Linked DNA regions of Homo sapiens: region 2 is linked to region 1. A link is an interaction called in ENCODE POLR2A ChIA-PET data of the cell type or tissue named here. Cell type or tissue: PC-9. All regions are shown on one strand. Links, peaks and the distances in the headings refer to the core of each region. The heading gives the core; the rest is flanking DNA.

The links. Peaks named below come from ENCODE experiments on the same cell type or tissue, not always from the same donor. Only the 100,000 strongest peaks of a DNase experiment are listed, where the experiment ranks them.
Region 2: POLR2A ChIA-PET joins it to region 1 with 15 read pairs; 2 of 35 experiments call an interaction of 5 or more read pairs at or near these places.

The regions. Positions count from the first base shown.
Region 1 is chr22:38,140,695-38,151,108 of GRCh38, reverse strand. It overlaps PLA2G6 (phospholipase A2 group VI), which reads left to right. Exons shown (of 17, transcript NM_003560.4): 3 at 5,456-5,671; 4 at 7,821-8,004. Among named protein-coding and RNA genes, the nearest start is that of BAIAP2L2, 35 kb to the right of the region's middle. RefSeq lists an enhancer at 7,860-8,360. In PC-9, for the core only: a CTCF peak has its summit at 6,878 (motif pointing right); DNase peaks (open chromatin) are centred at 2,598, 3,228, 5,158, 7,538 and 1 weaker place; H3K27ac peaks cover 4,020 bases.
Region 2 is chr22:37,542,271-37,552,684 of GRCh38, reverse strand. No RefSeq gene overlaps it. Among named protein-coding and RNA genes, the nearest start is that of CDC42EP1, 13 kb to the left of the region's middle. RefSeq lists enhancers at 1-67, 68-649. In PC-9, for the core only: CTCF peaks have their summits at 2,940 (motif pointing left) and 7,372 (motif pointing left); DNase peaks (open chromatin) are centred at 2,894, 5,514, 7,344 and 8,371; H3K27ac peaks cover 2,413 bases.

The sequences.
Region 1 (10,414 bases), core at 1,299-9,298:
TGCTAAGTACAGAATTCTCATTGGCATTTATTTATTTAGAGACAGAGTCTTGCTCTGTGGCCCAGGCTAGAGTACAGTGGCACGATCTCCGCCTCCCAGGTTCAAGCGATTCTCCTCCCTCAACCTCCTGAGTAGCTGGGGCTACAGGCATGCACCACTACACCTGACTAATTTTTGTATTTTTAGTAGAGACGGGGTTTCACCGTGTTGCCCAGGCTGATCTCAAACTCCTGAGCTCAAGTGATTTGCCTGCCTTGGCCTCCCAAAGTGCTGGGATTATAGGCATGAGCCGCCGTGCCTGGCCAGCATTTATTTTCTTTTCAGCTCTTTAAGGAAGTCATTCCATTATCTCTGGGTTCCATTGTTGAGAAGCCAGCTGTCATTCTAATGGTTGCCCTTTGAAGATAACTTTTTTCCCTCTGCTATTTTAAATATTTCCTCCTTGTATTTTATTTTCAACAGGTGTAATGTGGCACATATATCAGCAATTGTTATGTTACATACAATACATATTGTGCAACATATGTATCATTATCAGTTATTGCTGTGTAACAAACTACTCCAGAACACAGTGGCTTATAAAAGGAATCATTTATTTAGTCCTTAAATCTGCAATTTGAGCAGAGCTCAGTGGGAAAGCCTCAGCTTTACTTTATATGGCACCATATAAGGTAACTCGCAACTGGCAAGTTGGTGCTGGCTGTTGGCTGGTAGTTCATTCAGGGCTCAGGGCCCAGGACCAAGAGTCGTCACCATGGCTTGCTTCAGCCTCCTTGAGGCATGATGGCTGGGTCCCAAGAGAAGAGAAATAGAAACTTCCAGTCTCTTAAGGCATTGGTCTGGAAGCTGGGACGGCATCACTTTTGCCATATTCTGTTGGTAACGCAGTTACATCGCCAGATTAAAGGGTAAAGAGATACAAATTCCCACTGCTCAGTGCAAGGAATATCAGTGATTTTAGGGGGCCCTGTTTTAAAACCCCTACAAGGTGCTAAGCGTGGATTTCTGGGGCTTTCTTGTTTTTTGTTTTTTTCTATGTGTTTTTTTTTTTTTTTTTGGTGGTGGGGTCAGGGAGGGCTTATAGGGTATGTTAAATCAGCAGAATAATTTTATTTATTTATTTGGAGATGGAGTTTCACTCTTTTGCCTAAGCTGGAGTGAAGTAGCGTGATCAGAGATGGAGTTTCACTCTTTTGCCTAAGCTGGAGTGAAGTAGCGTGATCTCGGCTCACTGCAACCTCCGCCCCGCTGGTTCAAGCAATTCCCCTGCCTTAGCCTCCCAAGTAGCTGGGATTATAGGCACCCACCGCCACGCCCGGCTAATTTTTATATTTTTAGTAGACATGGGGTTTCGCCATGGCTAGTCTGGAATTCCTGACCTCAGGTGATCCACCCACCTTGGCCTCCCAAAGTGGTGGGATTACAGGTATGAGCCACTGTGCCTGACCTATAATGTTTTTTAAAAATCAGTTTTGGAAAGTTTGCAGACATTAACTTTTCAAATGTAGCTTCCATTTGATTCTTTTTCTACTCTGCCTCTGATCCTCCACTTATGTATGTATGCTAGATCTTTTATTAGATAGTCTGTGTCTCTTATGTACTCTACTATATTTTGTATTCTTCTGTCTCTCCATGCTTTATTCTGTTTACTCTTTCCTGATTATATTTTTTAATTTTGTAATTTCCATTTGATGCTTTTTTGATCATTCAAAACTCTTCACCAAAATTCTAAATTTCCTTTTTTAACCTCTCGAATGTTATCACAGTTACTTTAAAGTCTATTTTGGATAACTTAAATATTTACAGTCCCCTCACAGATATGTTTCTTTTGTATATTGTTTCTGTTGGTTTTCTTTCATGTCTTATCTCCACATATGCCTGGTGAGTTTTGATTATGTGTTGGTCATTGTATTTGCAAGTATGCTCGTAGAAATAATCTGGAATGGCCGGGCGCAGTGGCTCATGCCTGTAATCCCAGCACTTTGGGAGGCTGAGGCAGGTGGATCACGAGATCAGGAGATCAAGACCATCCTGGCTAACATGGTGAAACCCCATCTCTACTAAAAATACAAAAAATTAGCTGAGCATGGTGGCACGTTCCTGTAATCCCTGCTACTCGGGAGGCTGAGGCAGGAGAATCACTTGAACCAGGAGGCAGAGGTTGCAGTGAGCCGAGATCACGCCACTGCACTCCAGCCTGGGTGACAGAGCGAGACTCCGTCTCAAAAAAAAAAAAAAAAAAAAAAAAAGAAATAATCTAGAGCCTAGTTTGATGTTTCCTTACAAAGAATGAATTTATTTTTGCTTCTCCCATTGCAACTAGGATAACCTCAGTCTAGTTTCTGGAACTGAAATCACTTGAGGCTGAACTGTGGTCTCTGTGAGAGCGTGTCTGTGTATGGCTCACCCTTATTCCTAGGCTACGTAGTTCTTTAGGACCCTAACCCAAAGTAAGAGATGTTCATCAGGGCTCTCCTCTTGGCAGACGCCTGGGCTCCAGTCCCTGTGTCCTGAGCCCCATGAGGCTGTTACTGGTGCTGCTCGTCTGCCCATCCTCTCCAGTAACAGCCACCTGAACACTGCAATTCCTGGGTTTCCATCATTCCTTCCAGCCTGGTGAGTCATCAGTGTCTTTTGAGGTATCCAGTGCCTGCCAGCAGATGTTTTTTAATAATTTGTCCAGCATTTCTGGCTGTCCTCAGTAGGTGGTCTGTTTCACATTCCCTAGTCTGCTGTTAATGGAAAGTGGAAGTTCTGAGAGAGAATCATCGTTCCCGTCAGCATTCAAATGCCTGATTACACTTTCCCCATTCGCTATCCTTTCCTTTATTTGCTCCTCACCACAGCAAAACTCCTCAAAAATATCTATCTTTGCAATCTTCAGATTCTCACATTGTGTCCTTAAACCCACTTTAATCAGGCCTTGGTTCCCTCCATTCCACTAAAAGTAATGTTGTCAAGGTCGTGCATGCCTCCGTGATGCTAATTCCAGTGATGAGTTTTCAGTTGTCATTCTCTGACATATCGGCAACACTTGATGTGGAGTACCCTGATGTTGAGAGGCTGGTGAGATGAAGGAAAAACCCAGCCAAGGGCAATGAGGAATGGCTTCCTTCCGCCTCCTCCTTCCCTATCTTTGTTGTGGTTTTTGTTGTTTCTGTAACACTGATTACGTTATAGTTTATTTAATGTACTTCCTTATTCTATGTTTTTACTTTAGTCATTTTGTTGATCTCCTCCATAATAACATAGGCTCGGGCCAAGCACAGTGGCTCACGCCTGTAATCCCAGCACTTTGGGAGACCAAGATGGGTGGATCACTTGAGGTGAGGAGTTCGAGACCAGCCTGGCCAACATGGCGAAACCCTGTGCCTACTAAAAATACAAAAATTAGCTGGGCGTGGTAGCAAGCGCCTGTAATCCCAGCTACTAGGGAGGCTGAAGCAGGAGAATTGCAGGAGAATCACTTGAACCCAGGGGGCAGAGGTTGCAGTGAGCTGAGATCGCGCCACTGCACTCCAGCCTGGGTAACAGAGTGAGACTCTGTCTCAAAAAAAAAAAAAAAAAAAAGGCTTCAGGAGGGCAGAGCATTTTATGCAATTGTTCATTAATTGACCCCTCCATTTGGCACAGATCACATGCCCAGTAGTTAACTGTTAATCAACGCACTCTCTGTGGAACAACAGGCTGGTCCCGTTGAGCCAACACTCTCTGGGCACTGCCTTCACTAGACTCTGGCTGGCTGCTGCGCTTGTAGAGGTATGCAAGACAAAACCTTTTGGTATGTTAAAAGCCCTGGTCAGAACTTTAAGTAACCATCACTGACATATAATGGTTATGGTTTTGAAAGTGCTTTTATAGTGGTTTTTCATCTGTCCTCACAGCACCTCTGGGAGGTAGGTAGGACAGGTACAGTTAGTCTCATGTTTCAAATGGGGCTCAGAGAGGGAAAAGGATTTCCCAAGATCACACAGCACCTTAGTAGCAAAACTTGGACTCAACCTCAACACTTAAAAATGAACAAAGCTGGCCGGGCGCAGTGGCTCATGCCTGTAATCCTAGCACTTTGGGAGGCCCAGGCAGGCAGGTCACCTGAGGCCAGGAGTTTAAGATCAGCCTGGCCAACATGACAAAACTCTGTCTCTTCTAAAAATACAAAAAATTAGCCGGGCATGGTGGCGGGTGCCTGTAATCCCAGCTACTCAGGAGGCTGAGGCAGGAGAATCACTTGAACCTGGGAGATGGAGGCTGCAGTGAGCCGAGATCGTGCCATTGTACTCCAGCCTGGGCAACAAGAATGAAACTCCATCTCAAAAAAAAAAAAAAGAAAAGAAAAGAAAAAGAAAAGTTTCCCTTTTTTTAAATATCTCATTTTAATGACTGCATAATAGTTTATTACATAGTTATACCATAATTTATATAATATTTTGTTGCTGTACATTTAGGTTAAACAATACTTACTTAGTTCCTACTATGAAGAGGGGCCAAGTACTCGAGGCTGGAGCTCTCACATGTGGCAATGAAATTAGAAAGTGGATATGGCAGGGCTGTGGTAAAATAAAATATAAAAATAATAAATGATATTACCAAAGAAAAGGAAAGTTTTTCAAAATAAAGGAAAATCTAGACAAGCATAGTGGCTCACACCTGTAATCCCAGTACTTTTGGAGGCTGAGGCAGGAGGAACACTTGAGGCCAGGAGTTCAAGACCAGCCTGGGCAACATAGCAAGACCCCCTGTCAACAAAAATAAAAAAAAATTAGGCCAGGCACAGTGGCTCACGGTGGCTAGTGCCTGAAATCCTAGCACTTTGAGAGGCTGAGGGGGGTGGATTGCCTGAGCTCAGGAGTTCGAGACCAGCCTGGGCAACATGGCCAAACCCCATCTCTACTAAAAACACAAAAAATTAGCCAGGTGTGGCAGCACACGCCTTTAATCCCAGCTACTCTGGAGACTGAGGTAGGAGAATTGCTTGAACCCGGGAGGTGAAGGTCGCAGTGAGGTGAGATTACAACACTGCACTCCAGCCTGGGTGACAAAATGAGACTCTATCTCAAAAAAAAAAAAAATTAGCTGGGCATGGTGGTGCATGCCTGTAATCCCAGCTACTCAGGAACTAAGGTAGGAGGATCCCTTCAGCCCAGGAATTCGAAGATGCAGTGAGTCATGATCACACCACCGCACCCCAGCCTGGGTTACAGAGCAAGACCTTGTCTCTAAAAAACAAAGAAAGTCTAACCTAAACGCCATTATGTCATTTACATGTGTATAGGGGTGTGTGTGTGTGTGTGTGTGTGTGTGTGTGTGTGTGTGTGTGTGTGTGTTTGCTTGGGAGGGGAGTCGGGCTGGAGCTGGCCAGGCCGCAGCCTGGGGACCTTCTGATTCCAGCAGGGATGTGGGCCGAGGGTCCCGCCTTACTCATTTCGGGTCTTGCTCCTCTGTCCTGGCTCTACAGACTCTTCCAGCTGGAGTTGGAGGCTGACGCCCTAGTGAATTTCCATCAGTATTCTTCCCAGCTGCTACCCTTCTATGAGAGCTCCCCTCAGGTCCTGCACACTGAGGTCCTGCAGCACCTGACCGACCTCATCCGTAACCACCCCAGCTGGTCAGTGGCCCACCTGGCTGTGGAGCTAGGGATCCGCGAGTGCTTCCATCACAGCCGTATCATCAGGTGAGCAAGGGAACAAGACCATTTGGACAACGTGTGTGTACCTGCTTGTGTGGGCAGTGGGGGCCGCAGGCCTCGGTTCCCCTCCATAGTTTGACTTAAAAAGGAGCAGGGCCTGGCATGGTCGCTCACTAACGCAGTCCCAGCACTTTGGGAGGCTGAGGAGGGAGGATCACTTGAGACTAGGAGTTCAAGACCAGCCTGGCAAAATAGCAAGACCTTGTCTCTACGAAAAAATTAAAAAATTAGCATGTGTCTATACTCCTAGCTACTTGGGATGCTGAGGCAGGAGGATTGCTTGAGCCCAGGAGTTAGAGTTTACAGTGAGCTATGATTGCACCACTGCACTTCAGCCTGGGTGACAGAATGAGACCTTGTCTCTAGGAAAAAAAAAAAAAAAAAAAAAAAGGTGCTGCGTTGCTACCAGATTAAAATGTAAGAAGGACAATGTAATGTTTCCAGAGTCCGGAGTGCTCACCAGGTGCCAGGTCTGTGGGAGCTGATTTCTACCCACCATGAAATTGAATTTTCCCAACCCCCACAAGGTATCGTCATTTTATTTTACTTTATTTTATTTTATTTTATTTTATTTTATTTTATTTTATTTTATGTTACGTTATGTTATTTTATTTTGAGACGGAGTCTTATTCTGTCACCCAGGCTGGAGTGCAGTGGCGCGATCTTGGCTCACTGCACCCTCTGCCTCCTGGGTTCAGGTGATTCTCCTGCCTCAGCCTCCGGAATAGCTGGGATTACAGTAATGTGCCATCATGCCCGGGTAATTTTTTTTTTTTTTTTTTTTTTTTTTGAGACGGAGTCTCGCTCTGTCGCCCAGGCTGGAGTGCAGTGGCGCGATCTCGGCTCACTGCAAGCTCCGCCTCCCGGGTTCACGCCATTCTCCTGCCTCAGCCTCCCGCGTAGCTGGGACTACAGGCGCCCGCCACCACGCCCGGCTAATTTTTTTGTGTTTTTTAGTAGAGACGGGGTTTCACCATGTTGGCCAGGTTGGTCTCGAACTCCTAACCTCAGGTGATCTGCCCTCCTTGGCCTCCCAAAGTGCCGGGATTACAGGCGTGAGCCACCATGCCCGGCCCAGGTATCATCATTCTAGAGAGAGCTAACAGGACTTGTGCAGGTCACTCAGCCAGAGAGGGTGAAAGAGGGGCTTGGATCCTTGGTGTCTGCCCAGGCTGCTCTTCTGGAAGCTGAAGGCCTCCTTTTGTGAATCCATTCAGCCAGCAGATGGAGCAGCTGTTGCCCCTGGTGAGGGCACTGTCCCCACCCTTGCACAGGGCACCAGTTGGCCATCTTGTGCAGAGGTAGCCACACCTCCTCTGAGTCTCTATCCTAGATAGCTCAGTTAAGCTCCCAGGCCCAGAACTCAAAACCTCACTGCTGGCCGGGCGTGGTGGCTCACACCTGTAATCCCAGCACTTTGTGAGGCCGAGGCGGGTGTATCACTTGAGGTCAGGAGTTTGAGACCAGCCTGGCCAACGTGGTGAAACCCCGTCTCTACTAAAAATACAAAAAATTAGCAAGGCGTGGTGGCGCACGCCTGTAATCCCAGCTACTCGGGAGGCTGAGGCAGGAGAATTGCTTGAACCCAGAGGCGGAGGTTGCAGTGAGCCGAGATTGTGTCACTGCATTACAGCCTGGGCAACAAGAGTGAAACTCCACCTCAAAAAAACAAAACAAAACAAAAACCCTCACTGCACTTTAGTTTCCAGGCGTGCTTTTGGACAGCACTGTCTCATCTCACCATCACTCTGTCCATTTCCTGGGGCAGGCACAGCAGCTTGTGTCGATAAGGATATTGACGCCCAGAAAGGTTAAGTGAATTGCCTGAGGCTAGTGAGATATCCGTGTTCTGTGACCCTTTCCTGTGCCACCACCCTGCCCACTTCCTGCTGGTGTGGCCCTGGGGCCCATCTCTTGTACGAGTGAGCAAACTGAACAGAAACCTGATACAGGTCACATCAGATATAATTACATTCAAATCAGCCCAACTAGCTGAGTGGCGGGAATGCTCTTGAGCTCAAATAAACCAGAAAGTCCGAGTTTCCGAGTGCACTTCCCTGCATGTGCACTTAGGTCCCCCTGCCACCTTGTACCACACCTGCTCACCTCTGCTCACCCTGGCCCTCTCCTGCAGCTGTGCCAATTGCGCGGAGAACGAGGAGGGCTGCACACCCCTGCACCTGGCCTGCCGCAAGGGTGATGGGGAGATCCTGGTGGAGCTGGTGCAGTACTGCCACACTCAGATGGATGTCACCGACTACAAGGGAGAGACCGTCTTCCATTATGCTGTCCAGGGTGACAATTCTCAGGTGCTGCAGGTGAGCAGGGGGAGGGGCAGGGTGACTGGTACTGATACCTCCCGGTGTCCACGGTTCCCTTTGGGCCCCTAGGCTCAGGTGTCACTCTCAGGCCTCTCACTGTCCCCCATTGGTCCTTGAGGCCTGAGCTCCTTCATGGAGGGTGCAGACCCCTCCCTGGCTCTTCCCTCCCAGCCCTTTTCCAGGAGCCACGTCCTCAGTCTCTTTGCTTGATAAACCTGGGGACGGCCTCCAACCCAGCAAAATAAACCCCAAAAAAGGCCCAGCTCCAGTCAGTTAGTTCAGTTCCACTTTTCCTGAGCACAAACTGTGAGCCAGATGCCTGCCTGGAGGGGCTCGTGGGCCAGCGGGACCTGGGCTTAACCTTTTGCAAGCTTGTCCAATCTGTGGCCCTGCAGGCTGCATGCAGCCCAGGACGGCTTTGAATGTGGCCCAACACAAATTCACAAACTTTCTTAAAACATTATGAGATCCATGCATGGACCTTTTTTTTAGATCAGCTGTTGTTAGCGTTCATGTATTTTATGTGTGACCCAAGACAATTCTTCTGATGTGGCCCAGGGAGGCCAAAATATTGGACAACCCTATTTTACAGGAATTCAAACCAAGCAAACCAAACTGTCTCCAGTTCCTGTAGGCATTTGTGCCAGAGGCCCTCCTGTTAACGTTTTTGATTACCTGGGCAAAAGATGTGATTTTTTAATTGTGGGCAAGCAGATGGGGTGATACTATTAAATAGCTATTTCATATATTAGATTGAACAGAAAAGGCAGGATGTTGGATTATGTTTTATTGTCTAGAATTAGAAAATTCTTCTAAAGATCATGTTCTCTCTGCCTTGGCATCAGAATGCAACTACGTTATACCAGAAAATGTGGATTCCTTTTTTTTTTTTTTTTTTTTTTTTTTTGAGACAGAGTTTCCCTATGTCTCCCAGGCTAGAGTGCAGTGGTGCGATCTCGGCTCACTGCAACCTCCACCTCCTGGGTTGAAGTGATGCTCGTGCCTCAGCTTCCTGAGTAGCTGGGATTACAGGCATGTGCCACCATGCCTGGGTAGTTTCCGTATTTTTAGTAGGGATGGGGTTTTGCCATGTTGCCCAGGCTGGTCTCCAACTCCTGGCCTTAAGTGATCCACCTGCCTCAGCCTCCCAAAATGCCGGGATTACAGGTGTGAGCCACTGTGCCCGGCCCAGAAAATGTGGATTCATATCTTATGCTTCTTGCTCTCAGGGAAGGGAATTCTCCACCCACTGTTGAACTCCACTTTCACCGAGAATCCTCTGCGCACCCAGCATGGTGCCGCGCAGACCCTGCCTCCATGCGGGGGTGTGCACACCCGCTTCTCGATAGTCATGCACGACTGCAGCTGTCCTTTATCCGGTGCTGATTGGTGCCTGACCTTGAACTGAGTGTTGTATGTGTTCCAGTTAATTCTTAGAATACACTCATGGGGTGGAGGTCATTATTCCCCTTTCCTCTCCGAAGAAACTGAGGTTCAGTGTTGTTAATTAAGAAGCGTGCCCAGGGAGGGCCACAAAGCTGAGAGAGTGGGGCTTGACCTTACATTGGCCTCGATGCCAGCCCTTTGCTCTTCCTGCTGTGTCTCTGGCCTGCCTTCAGGTCCAGTGGGACTGCTGTGAGGTGACCCTGGTGTCACATGGGTACACTGTGGTTGTAATGAACCTCATGGGGACAGCACTGAGCCAAAAGTGAGACAGTAAAACCCTCCTAGCACTTTCTTTTTTTTGAGACAGCATCTAGCTCTGTCGCCCAGGCTGGAGTGCAGTGGTGTGATTGTGGCTCACTGCAGCCTCAACCTCCTGGACTCAGGTGATCCTCCCACCTCAGCCTCCTGAGCAGCTGGGACTACAGGCTCGTGCCACCACATGGGCTAATTTTTTTTTTTTTTGAGACGGAGTCTTGCTCTGTCGCCCAGGCTGGAGTGCAGTGGCGCGATCTTGGCTCACTGCAAGCTCTGCCTCCCGGGTTCATGCCATCCTCCTGCCTCAGCCTCCAGAGTAGCTGGGACTACAGGCGCCCGCCACCACACCCGGCTAATTTTTTTTGTATTTTTAGTAGAGACAGGGTTTCACCGTGTTCGCCAGGATGGTCTTGGTCTCCTGACCTTGTGATCCGCCTGCCTCGGCCTCCCAAAGTGCTGGGATTACAGGCGTGAGCCACCACACCCAGGCCACGCCAGCTAATTTTTAAAATTTTTTTGGTAAAGATGGGGTCTCCCTATGTTGCCGAGGCTGGTATCACACTCTTGGTCTCAAGTGATCCTCTCACCTCCCAGTGTGTTGGAATTACAAGCATGAGCCACTGCGCCTGGCCCCTGGCTCTCTTTTTAATACTGCTGTTCTTTCATTGAAAACATAGTACCTGCATGTAGAAAAAAATCAGTCAGG
Region 2 (10,414 bases), core at 973-8,972, 600 kb after region 1:
TGGGAAAAGGGCTGGCCTGTGGAAGAGCTTTCTCAGGCGGAGCCTTCCAGGCCGACCCAGCTCTGGTTTCTTGTTCACTGATCCGCAGGGAAATGGGGGTGGGGAGGCCCCCCCAACCCCTCTGGCTCCCTTTCTCCTGGAGAGCAAGAAGTTGGAGGGGGGTTGAGGAAGGATGTGGGGTCAGTTCCTCCAGCCCCACCCCTGAGGAGGACAGACAGATGGATGGACTGAAGGCGGAGTGGGGGTCCGCGGTGGCTGCAGTTGGAGGGGGCGGGAGGGGCAGCAGAAGGGGTCAGGGCCAGGTGACCCTGTTGTCCCTGGGTGATAGAAATGTGCTCTCCAGACCTGGGCCAGGTGGTTCGGGGCCTGGATGGAAGGGTGGTGGGGAGGGGTCCTCCAGGAGACCTTTGTTCTCACTGTGAGGTGGGTGGGGTGGAGAGAGGAGGGGCATGGAGGGGGGACAGGAAAAGTATTTGAGGAGCAGAAACAATGGCCTATTCTCTGTGGCCCACCCTGGCCTAAGAGATAGGCCCTTGGGCTGCAGGCCAGTCCTGCTTTGCCCTGACCATCTCCTGCATGGCCTCCTCCAGCCTGGCCCAGCCCTGGGGGCTTCACGTGGCCCTGCCTGGGTGGGCTGTGGGGGCGCCTTCCTCACCCCCATGGCCACGCGCTCATTCCTGGACACGTGGATCTCTCTGTTTTCTTCTAACAAAAGCCCGTCCACTTTGGTTAATGAAGCACTTCCATGTTCATGATCTCCTTTGTGTGGCAGAGACAGAAATGGACAAGGGAACACACCTTTTGCCCATGGCACCTGCCTGTTCATCAAAGAGCTGGGAGTCGGACCTGGCGCTCCTGGCTCTAGGTCCTGGGTTCACCCAGCAACCTCCTATGCCCCAAACCTGCTTCCTAGCTCCTGGTTTCCTCCTCTCTTTCCTGGATTGATGATAAGAAGAAGAGCAGAAGCAGGAGGAGCATTAACTGAGCATCTCCTGATTGCCAGACACAGCTCAGAGCTTGAAGTTCCACTTATATTTGCTCTGATCCTCACAACGCCATTGTGCAGATGAGGAAACTGAGGCCAAGGAGGTGAAGTAACGTCTCATGGCTTGGAAATGGTCACGCTGGATTTGAGTCCAGGTCTGTCGCCTCTCAGTGGCCTGCTGCCTTGAGGGCAAAGGCTCTGGGACCACGCTCAGAGGGACCATGATCTCCTCCGGTCTCCAGGGGTGAGGAGGAACCTCACGTCCTGTATACACATCCTTCTGGGGCAGGAATTGTTCAGAAGCAACCCTGACTGATGGCTGTTGCCTCTACTTACATCCCTTTGGTGACTGGAAGCTCACCACTCCCCCAAGAGGACAGCTCTGCCAGCCAAGAATTTCTCCCTGAAATGGAGCAGAAATCAACTCGTCATAACCTCTGCTCACTGCTCCTCTTTCCACCTCTGAGAACAGAGAGTTCCCCAGATGCTTCCCTTTGCAGAAAGTCAGAAGAAGACCTGGCTCCAAGTAGTACCAGTTGTGGATCTTGGGCAAGTTCTTTAGCCTCCCCGTGCCTCAGTTTTCTCATCTGTCAAGTGGGAGTAACAATGCCTATGATGGGCCGGGCGTGGTGGCTCACGCCTGTAATCCCACCACTTTGGGAGGGCGAGGTAGGCAGATCACGAGGTCAAGAGATTGAGACCAGCCTGGCCAACATAGTGAAACCGCGTCTCTACTAAAAATACAAAAATTAGCCAGGTGAGGTGGTGCATGCCTGTATTCCCAGCTACTCAGGAGGCTGAGGCAGGAGAATCACTTGAACCCGGGAGGCAGAGAGAGATCTCAGCTCTTCAGTGAGCTGAGATCGCGTCACTGCACTCCAGCTTGGTGACAGAGTGAGACTGTGTCTCAAAAAAAACCAAAAAACACCCAAAAACAAACAAACAAACAATGCCTGTGATCAAACATGTCTGCGAAAGGAGCTTTAGAAACACAGGTTGCGGGTGTGTCATAATCATTGCAGAGGCTCAAACTCCTTGTACTTTTCTCATTTGTTTCATGGACTTAACTTTCACATCACAGCAAACACTCATGAAGCACCAGTTCAGCACCTGGCAGCAGGGCACAGCCACTGCCTTTGTGGTTTTTTTTTTGGAGACAGAGTCTCACTCTGTAGCCTAAGCCAGAGTGCAGTGGTGCACTCTTGGCTCACTGCAACCTCCGCCTCCCAGGTTCAAGAGATTCTGGTGCCTCAGCCTCCGGAGTAGCTGGGACTACAGGTGCGCACCACCACACCTGGCTAATTTTTTGTATTTTAGTAGACATGGAGTTTCACCATGTTGCCCAGGGTGGTCTCAAACTCCTGAGCTCAGGTGATCTGCCCGCCTCGGACTCCCAAAGTGCTGGGATTATAGGCGTTAGCCACGGCGCCCGGCCCAGCCACTGCCTTTGAACTCAGAAATTCACACTCCCAGGCTGCAGAGAGGGGACGCGATGGTTTAGGGTTTTATGTGCAGAGTCATCTTTATGAATTCATAAAGACTCTGACAACATCCTCATGGGCAAGTGGAGGATCTCACAGGCAAGAAAACTGCCCAGAGAGGTGAAGCGACCTACCTGAAGTCCCACACCACCGTTCCAAAGGAGATTGACAGTGGATTCTCACCAGGCCATTCCTCGATTGGGTCTGCAGGGGTTAACCAGGCTGGCTGGCGCCTACCAAGCAGGAGGGGGGATCTCGCAGAGAGTGAGAGTTGGAGAATAGGCAGCCCCCTCTGGGTCTCTGACTCCCCCTCAGTGGGCAGCTTGAGCCCCTGCCAGCCTCTTGTTGACTCAGCCGGCCTCACTTCTGCCAAGGCCTGCTGGCCAGAGCTCCCACGGGGAGGGTCAGGCCACATTCTTCTCTGGCTGGAGCCTGAGGGGTGGCTGGCACCTCCTGGTGGAGTCTGTGTGCTGGAAAGAAGCTCATCTGGTTTGTGGGTGCTGGGACAGATGCTGGGGTGAAGCAGGAAATGTTTTTTGGGGGGAGTCAAGGATGGCTTCCCAAGGGACCACCTCAGAGCAAATGGATTAGCCTGGGAACTGGGCTACTTGGTTGCACGGCTCAGCTTGGTCTTTTTTTTTTTTTTTTTTTTTTTTTTTTTGAGACAGGGTCTTGCTCTGTCGCCCAGGCTGGAGTACAGTGGCATGAATATGGCTTACTGCAGCCTCGACCTCCTGGGCTCAAGCGATCCTCCCGCCTCAGCTTCCTGAGTAGCTAGGACCACAGATGCATACCACCATGCTCAGCTCGGCTAATTTTTTAAATTATTGTAGAGACATGGGCTTGCTATGTTGCCCAGGCTGGTCTCGAACTCCTGGGCTTAAGTGATCCTCCCATCTCAGCCTCCCAAAGTGTTGGGATTACAGGCATGAGCCACTACACCTGGCCAGCTTTGCCATGAATGAGCTGGGTGATCTTAGTGAGACACCCCCACCATCCTGCACCCCACCTCAGTTTCCCCATCCATCAAATGGGTATATGTGATAATATACCCTGCCTGCCTTACTCCACAGCTGTTGGGAGGATCAAAGGCAAAAACGAGTTGGGCCGGAGTGAACTCCCTTTGTAGGGCAAAGGCCCACACATGCTGGCTGGCCAGCCTGGCATTCTCTAGGGGAGCAAGTGAAGGGAAGGGGAGTTCAGGGGCAGCTCTTAGCTGTGGTGTGATCTGCCTGACATCCCTGCCTCCTCCCCGCTTGACATAGTGACACTGACAATAATAGTACCTCCTGGCCGGGCGCGGTGGCTCACACCTGTAATCCCAGCACTTTGGGAGGCCGAGGTGGGCGGATCACAAAGTCAGGAGTTAGAGACCAGCCTGGCCAACATGGTGAAACCCCGTCTTTACTAAAAATACAAAAGTTAGTTGGGCGTGGTGGTGCTTACCTGTAATCCCAGCTACTCTGAAGGCTGTGACAGAAGAATTGCTTGAACCTGGGAGGCAGAGGTTGCAGTGAGCTGAGATTGCACCACTGCACTCCAGCCTGGGCGACAGAGCGAGATTCCGTCTCAAAAAAAAAAAACAAACAAATAATAATAGGCTGGGTGTGGTGGCTCACGCCTGTAATCCCAGCACTTTAGGAGGCCGAGGTGGGTGGATTACAAGGTCAGGAGATCGAGACCATCCTGGCTAACATGGTAAAACCCCGTTTCTACTAAAAAAATACAAAAAAGTTAGCCGGGCGTGGTGGCAGGTGCCTGTAATCCCAGCTACTCAGGAGGCTGAGGCAGGAGAATGGCGTGAAACCGAGAGGCGTTGCTTGCAGCTGAGATTGCGCCACTGCACTCCAGCCTGGGCGACAGAGTGAGATTCCTTCTCAAAAAAACAAATAATAATAATAATAATAGCACCTCCTGCCAGGCGCACAGCCCTCAAGGGTTTACAAAGTCCTTTCATTTCTATACCTGTCACCTGCTGCCTCAGGGCCCTGGCAGAGAATACTCTTTCTTCTGCAGAGAATACTCTTTTCCCAGATAAGTGAGAGGCTGTTTTCTGCTCGGCTCAAACGTCCCCTCCTCAGGGGCCTACGGGACCAGGGATCTAAACTAAGTTCTTGGCTGGGCGTGGTGGCTCATGCCTGTAATCCCAACACTTTGGGAGGCTGAGGTGGGCAGATCGCCTGAGGTCAGGAGTTCGAGACCAGGCTGGCCCACATGGTGAAACCCTGTCTCTACTAAAAACACAAAAATCAGCCGGGTGTGGTGGTGTGTGCCTGTAATCCCAGCTACTCGGGAGGCTGAGGCAGGAGAATCACTTGAACCCGGGAGGTGGAGGTTGCGGTAGCCGAAATTATGCCATTGCCTCCAGCCTGGGCAGAAAAAGCGAAAACTCTGTCTCAAAAAACCAAAACACATAAATTAAGTTCTCTCCCACCCCTGCCCCCCAGCACCCTCCCTTCCGTGCTGCTGCTCTGTGCCTCTGGTGACTGCCATGACCTTGTTCAGGGGACCACCTTCCCCCATGACATTAACCTCCGTGAGGGCAGGGATGGTGACTGCGTTGCTCATCGCTGTGTCTAGTGACAGACAGCAGCCTTCCATGGTAGCTGTGATTGTTTTCCTTTGTAGAGAAGCTTAGAGAGACCAAATGCCTTGCCCAAGTCCACACAGCTGGGAAGGGATGGAGCCAGGACTGGGGCCCAGAGGCCTCTTAGATTCCAGTCCGTGGCTCTTTCAAGAAATGCCCACAACTGCGATGCCTGTTTCCTCTGCAGGCCCTGACTCCCTGGAAAAGAGAAAGCATGTCTCACCCCTTTGTCACCCCACGAGGTCCAGCTCGCGCCTCCTCCTTACACACAGTAGGTGCTGTGCCCGTATTTGTTTGGAAGATGTGGGAGGAACAAGCTACTATATTCAACATGCAAAGCCTGCTTGCCACCCTTGTGGGCCTCTGTCCCTTCACCAGGGACTAAGGACTAATGCCTCGGGCCCAGGGTGGGGGCATTCCAGGGGCCTCCTCACCCTGCTCAGGCAGGCCGGCTGGGCCAGCAGCTGTGGGGTGGCCAGATGCCCCACCCCTGGCGCCTTTAGGCCCTGAGCCCAGGCCGCAGGCTGAGCTGTTGGCTGGCACTGCTCCTTAGTCTTGGGGCAGGAACACCGCAGGGATTTTAAAAATAAAGGGCCTTGAGACAGTGGCCTGGCCCAGGCAGCCACAGGGCGGGGCGGGGGCCAGACAGGGACGGTGGGGGAATGCTGAGCCCGCAGCGGGCTGCAAGGCCGGGGTGGCCTCATTTTCTTCTCCAGAAACACTGCTCTCTTCCAAGAACGCCTCCTCCCGGCCTACTCTAAACATGGATCTCAAATATTTCCTGAGCACCTACTATGTGCCAGGCCTTGGTGGCAGTGGGGTGAATCCTCCACTCTTCCCGGCAACTGTATGGCTCTCCTCAGAGGGGCCCCTCCCTTCTTACCCAACCTCAGGCCACAGACTATTGACCACCTACTGTGTGCCAGGCAGCTCTGGCCTTTCACTCCTTGGCTCTTTCCCCTTCTGCTCTCACTCCCTGAGGCACCTCCCCTGTCCAGCCCATTTCAGTCCCCTTCTTTCTCCTCTGGCTCAGCTAACAGGAAACGCAGCCGGGGAGGTCAAGAGCCCCCGGCCTCCAGAGCGCAGCGTCTGGACACACAGGGCCTGTCTACATGGTGCGGTGGGGAAAGGGGGGCTTCCTGTTTACGACAATCACAAGTACCCTTGGGTGGTGCTTGGACAGGCCTCCAGGGCAGCCCCTCTAGTGTAGATCTAATCCCTCCCTAGGAGGGGCCCCCGAGTACCCCCACAGGCCCCAGGCAGCTAGCTCAGACCCTGGCCACTAACACCCGCGCCCCCGCCCGCAACACGGGATGGGTAGAGAAGGGAGGAGGAGCGAGGAGTCTTGGGAACAGCCTGGAATGTGGGAGTTGAAGGTCCGCAGGAAGCATCCCGGGCTCCAGGCCCCACTCCAAGTCTGGGTGCCCCGCCCCAGTCCTCTCCTCCCATCCCGGGGCCTCCCCAGCTCTGATGGGGGCGGGGCTGAGGGAGCCAGGAAGGAGGAGACCAGATTCCTTCCCGTCCCGCTGGGGCCGGAGGCTTCAGCTCTGGCTTGACCAGGCTCTGGCGGCCTCAGTCTCTCCATCCCTAGGGCAGGGCGTTGAGCCAGCTCCCGGGTCAGCCCCCATCTGCTGCTGCCTCCCTCTTTTTCCCCCCGCTGCCTGCACAATCCCAGAGGAGGGGTGAGGACGTCAAGAGGCTGAGACCGGCAGGGGAGACCTCCACGGAGGGGTGGGGCTGGCCAAAGGTGCCCCTGGGGAAGCAAACAACCCTGCCTACCTCCCCCTCCAGGCAGCCCCAGCCGATCGATCCTGTAGTTGCCCAATGGGTATTGACCGAGGGCCTGAGGGTCAGGGTCGCTGGTCCAGAAGAGGCCGGGCAGAGGGAGGCCTGCCCCATCCCCCACACGCTCCCTCACCTAACCCAAAAGGAGGTAGGTGACCCCTGTCCTCGTCTCCCCTCCCGGACCCCAGCCCCTTAGGGCACAACATGGTTGATGCTTGGGGCAGTCATCCCCCAGAGGCCGTGGGGGCACATTGGAGCTAGCTAGCTCAGAGGAGGCAGCCAGGGAGGGCTTCCTGGAGGAAGGAGGCCACCCTCTCAATATAGAAGCCTAAAATTGTGAAAGAGTGTGCCTGGCCCAGGAAACAACCTGGCCAAAGGCATGGCACTTCTAGAGAAGTGCTAGTGACATGATAGGGTTGGAGAAAGGCACAGGTGAGGGAAGGAGGGGAGGTTTTAGGGAGTGGAGGGCTGGGGTGGAAGGATGAGGTCATTTGTCCCAGTGGACTTTCTGTGGCTCTGGAGCGCCCTCTTTTGCCCCAGGCAGGAAGGCAGAGGGGAGCCTGGTAAAGGAACCACCACAATTTGATGTGGCTATGCAGACTTGGCGAGGGGAAGGGCCTGGGGACTGGGACTGGGACTACAGCCTCTAGTTCCATGAAGCCGCCCTACTGCCCTGGGAAGACCCCAGGTTTTCAGCCTTGTGAGACCCGCTCTGGGTCGGTGCCTCCAGGCGCTGGGGCGGCTCGCACAGGCTGTTCTGTGGTGGGGAAGAGAGTCTTGGCTCTTCCAAATTTCCAGCTGTGTAACCTTGGGTGAGTTATGAACTCCCCTGGCCTCAGTTTCCCCCTCTGTAAGATGGAGCTAAAAATAATTGCCCCAGAGGGCTACTGGTGGATGAAATTAATTAATTTATATTTTAGAAAGCACCTGGCACTAGTGTGCACCCAATTCCAGTTAGGAAACATTATTATTAATTGAGAAGAAGAGAAAGTTGGCTTTACCCCAAGGACATGTTGACAGGTGGGCGGAAGGTGTTTCACCAGAAGAGTCTTCAAAGAAGGACCTGATACGCAGCCTCTAGGATTCCCAGACTTGCCTGATCCAAGAAACTCCCTGGGGCTGTGGTTCAAAACATCAGCTTCTGGCCGGGCGCGGTGGCTCATGCCTGTAATCCCAGCACTTTGAGAGGCCGACGGTTGGGGGGTGGATCTCCTGAGGTCAGGAGCTTGAGACTAGCCTGGCCAACATGGTGAAACCCTGTCTCTATTAAAAAAAAAATCCAGATGTGGTGGTGCGCCTGTAGTCCCAGCTACTCGGGAGGCAGAGGCAGGAGAATCGCTTGAACTCGGGAGGTGGAGGTTGCAGGGAGCCCAGATTGCACCAGTGCACTCCAGCCTGGGCGACAGAGCGAGTCTCTGTCTCAAAAACAAAAACAAATAAACCCAAAATATCAGCTCCCCTTCTCCAAGTCTCTGACTGGGCAGGTCTGGGTGGGACAGGTCTTGGGATTTATAAGGAGGCCCCAGGCCTGAGCCTTCTACCAGGCAGGTATGGGGAGCATTCCTCTCTGATGACAAGGACTCACCCAAATGGTTTCTCCTTGGGAAGTGAGTCTTTCTTTCCTTCTTTTCTTTCCTTCTTCTTTCCTTCTTTCCTCCTTTCCTCCTTCCTCCCTTCCTCCCTTCCTTCCTTCCTTCTTTCTGTCTCTTTCCTTCCTTCCTTTCTTTCCTTCTTTCGAGACAAAGTTTCACTCTTGTGGGCTCAGGCTGGAGCGCAGTCGTGCTATCTCGGCTCATCGCAACCTCTGCCTCCCGGGTTCAAGTGATTCTCCTGCCTCAGCCTCCCGAGTAGCTGGGATTACAGGTATGCACCACAACGCCCAGCCAGTATTTTTTTTTTTTTTTTTGAGATGGAGTCTCGCTCTCTCTCCCCGTCTGGAGTGCAGTGGTGCAATCTCGGCTCACTGCAAGCTCCGCCTCCCGGGTTCATGGCATTCTCCTGCCTCAGCCTCCCGAGTAGCTGGGACTACAGGCATCTGCCACCACGCCTGGCTAATTTTTTGTGTTTTTTTTATTTTTTATTTTATTTTATTTTATTTTTTTCAGATGGAGTTTCGCTCTTGTTGCCCAGGCTGGAGTGCAGTGGTGTGATCTCGGCTCACTGCAACCTCCGCCTCCCAGGTTCAAGCAATTCTCCTGCCTCAGCCTCCCTAGTAGCTGGGATTACAGGCATGTGCCACCACGCCCACCTAATTTTGTATTTTTAGTAGAGACGGGGTTTCTCCACGTTGGTCAGGCTGGTCTCGAACTCCCAACCTCAGGTGATCCACCCACCTCGGCCTCCCAAAGTGCTGGGATTACAGGCGTGAGCCACCGCGCCTGGCCAATTTCTTTGTATTTTCGGTTGAGACGGGGTTTCTCCATGTTGGTCAGGCTGGTCTGGAACTCCCAACCTTAGGTGATCTGTCCACCTTGGCCTCCCAAAGTGCTGGGATTACAGGCGTGAGCCACCGTGCCCGGCCTGAATCTTTCAAAATACTTTTAAAAACCCTACTGTTTATTGAGCATGTACTGCCCGCCTGGCACTGCTCTGAGCCTCATCCGTGTTGATTCATGTCATCCTCACCACAATCCTATGTCGCAGTAGGTACTAAGATTTGTTCCCATTTCACTGATGGGGAAACTGAGACCTACAGAAGCTAAGAAACTTGCCCAACATCACAAAAACCCTGTGACTTGTGAGGCGTCCACCTGGACATGGGCTCTTACCCACTGGTTTGCAGTTTCCCAACCTGCCTCAGGGTCCTTGAACACTTGATGAAATTCCTCCAGGAGTCTTGGGTAGGAGCTGGGATCCTTACTTTTCACTCTTTTGCCCTCTAAGTTTGTGACGTTTGAATCAAGAAATGGCCGAATGCTTGAGGCCCAGAGTTTGAGACCAGCCTAATGAACACAGTGAGACTCCATCTCTAGGGTGTGGTGGCACATGCCTGTAATCCCAGCTCCTTGGGAGGCTGAGGCAGGAGAATTGCTTGAAGCTGGGAAGCGGATGTTGCAGTGAGCTGAGATCATGCCATTGCACTCCAGCCTGGGTGACAGAGCGAGACTCCATCTCAAAAAGAAAAAGAAAAGAAAAGAAAAGAAAATGAGCTGGGCATGGTGGTGCTACTCAGGAGGCTGAGGCAGGAGGATCGCCTGAGCCCAGGAGTTTGAGCAGGCTGCAGTGAGCCATGATTGCACCACTGCGCTCCAGCCTGGGCCACAGGGCAATTCCTAGTCTCAAAAAAAAAAAAAAAAAAAAAAAAAAAAAGGCCAGTTCTGCTTTAAACCCCACTGGAGAGGCAGAAGACTGGGGTTCAACTTCCTAGGCCCTACTTACTTTCTTTGGGGTGGTCTTGGGTAGTTCCCTCACCCTGAACTTTGGTTTCTGTATTTCTAAAATGGGGATACAGTACCTCCCTGGATACCATCCCTGAGTTACCTGAGACTGGGCTTGGGAAAGAGGTTTGCGAATGGTTCAGGCTGTGGGTTCCTGGGACCCAGGGGTGGTAGGCTCAGGGATAGGAGTGTGGACAGT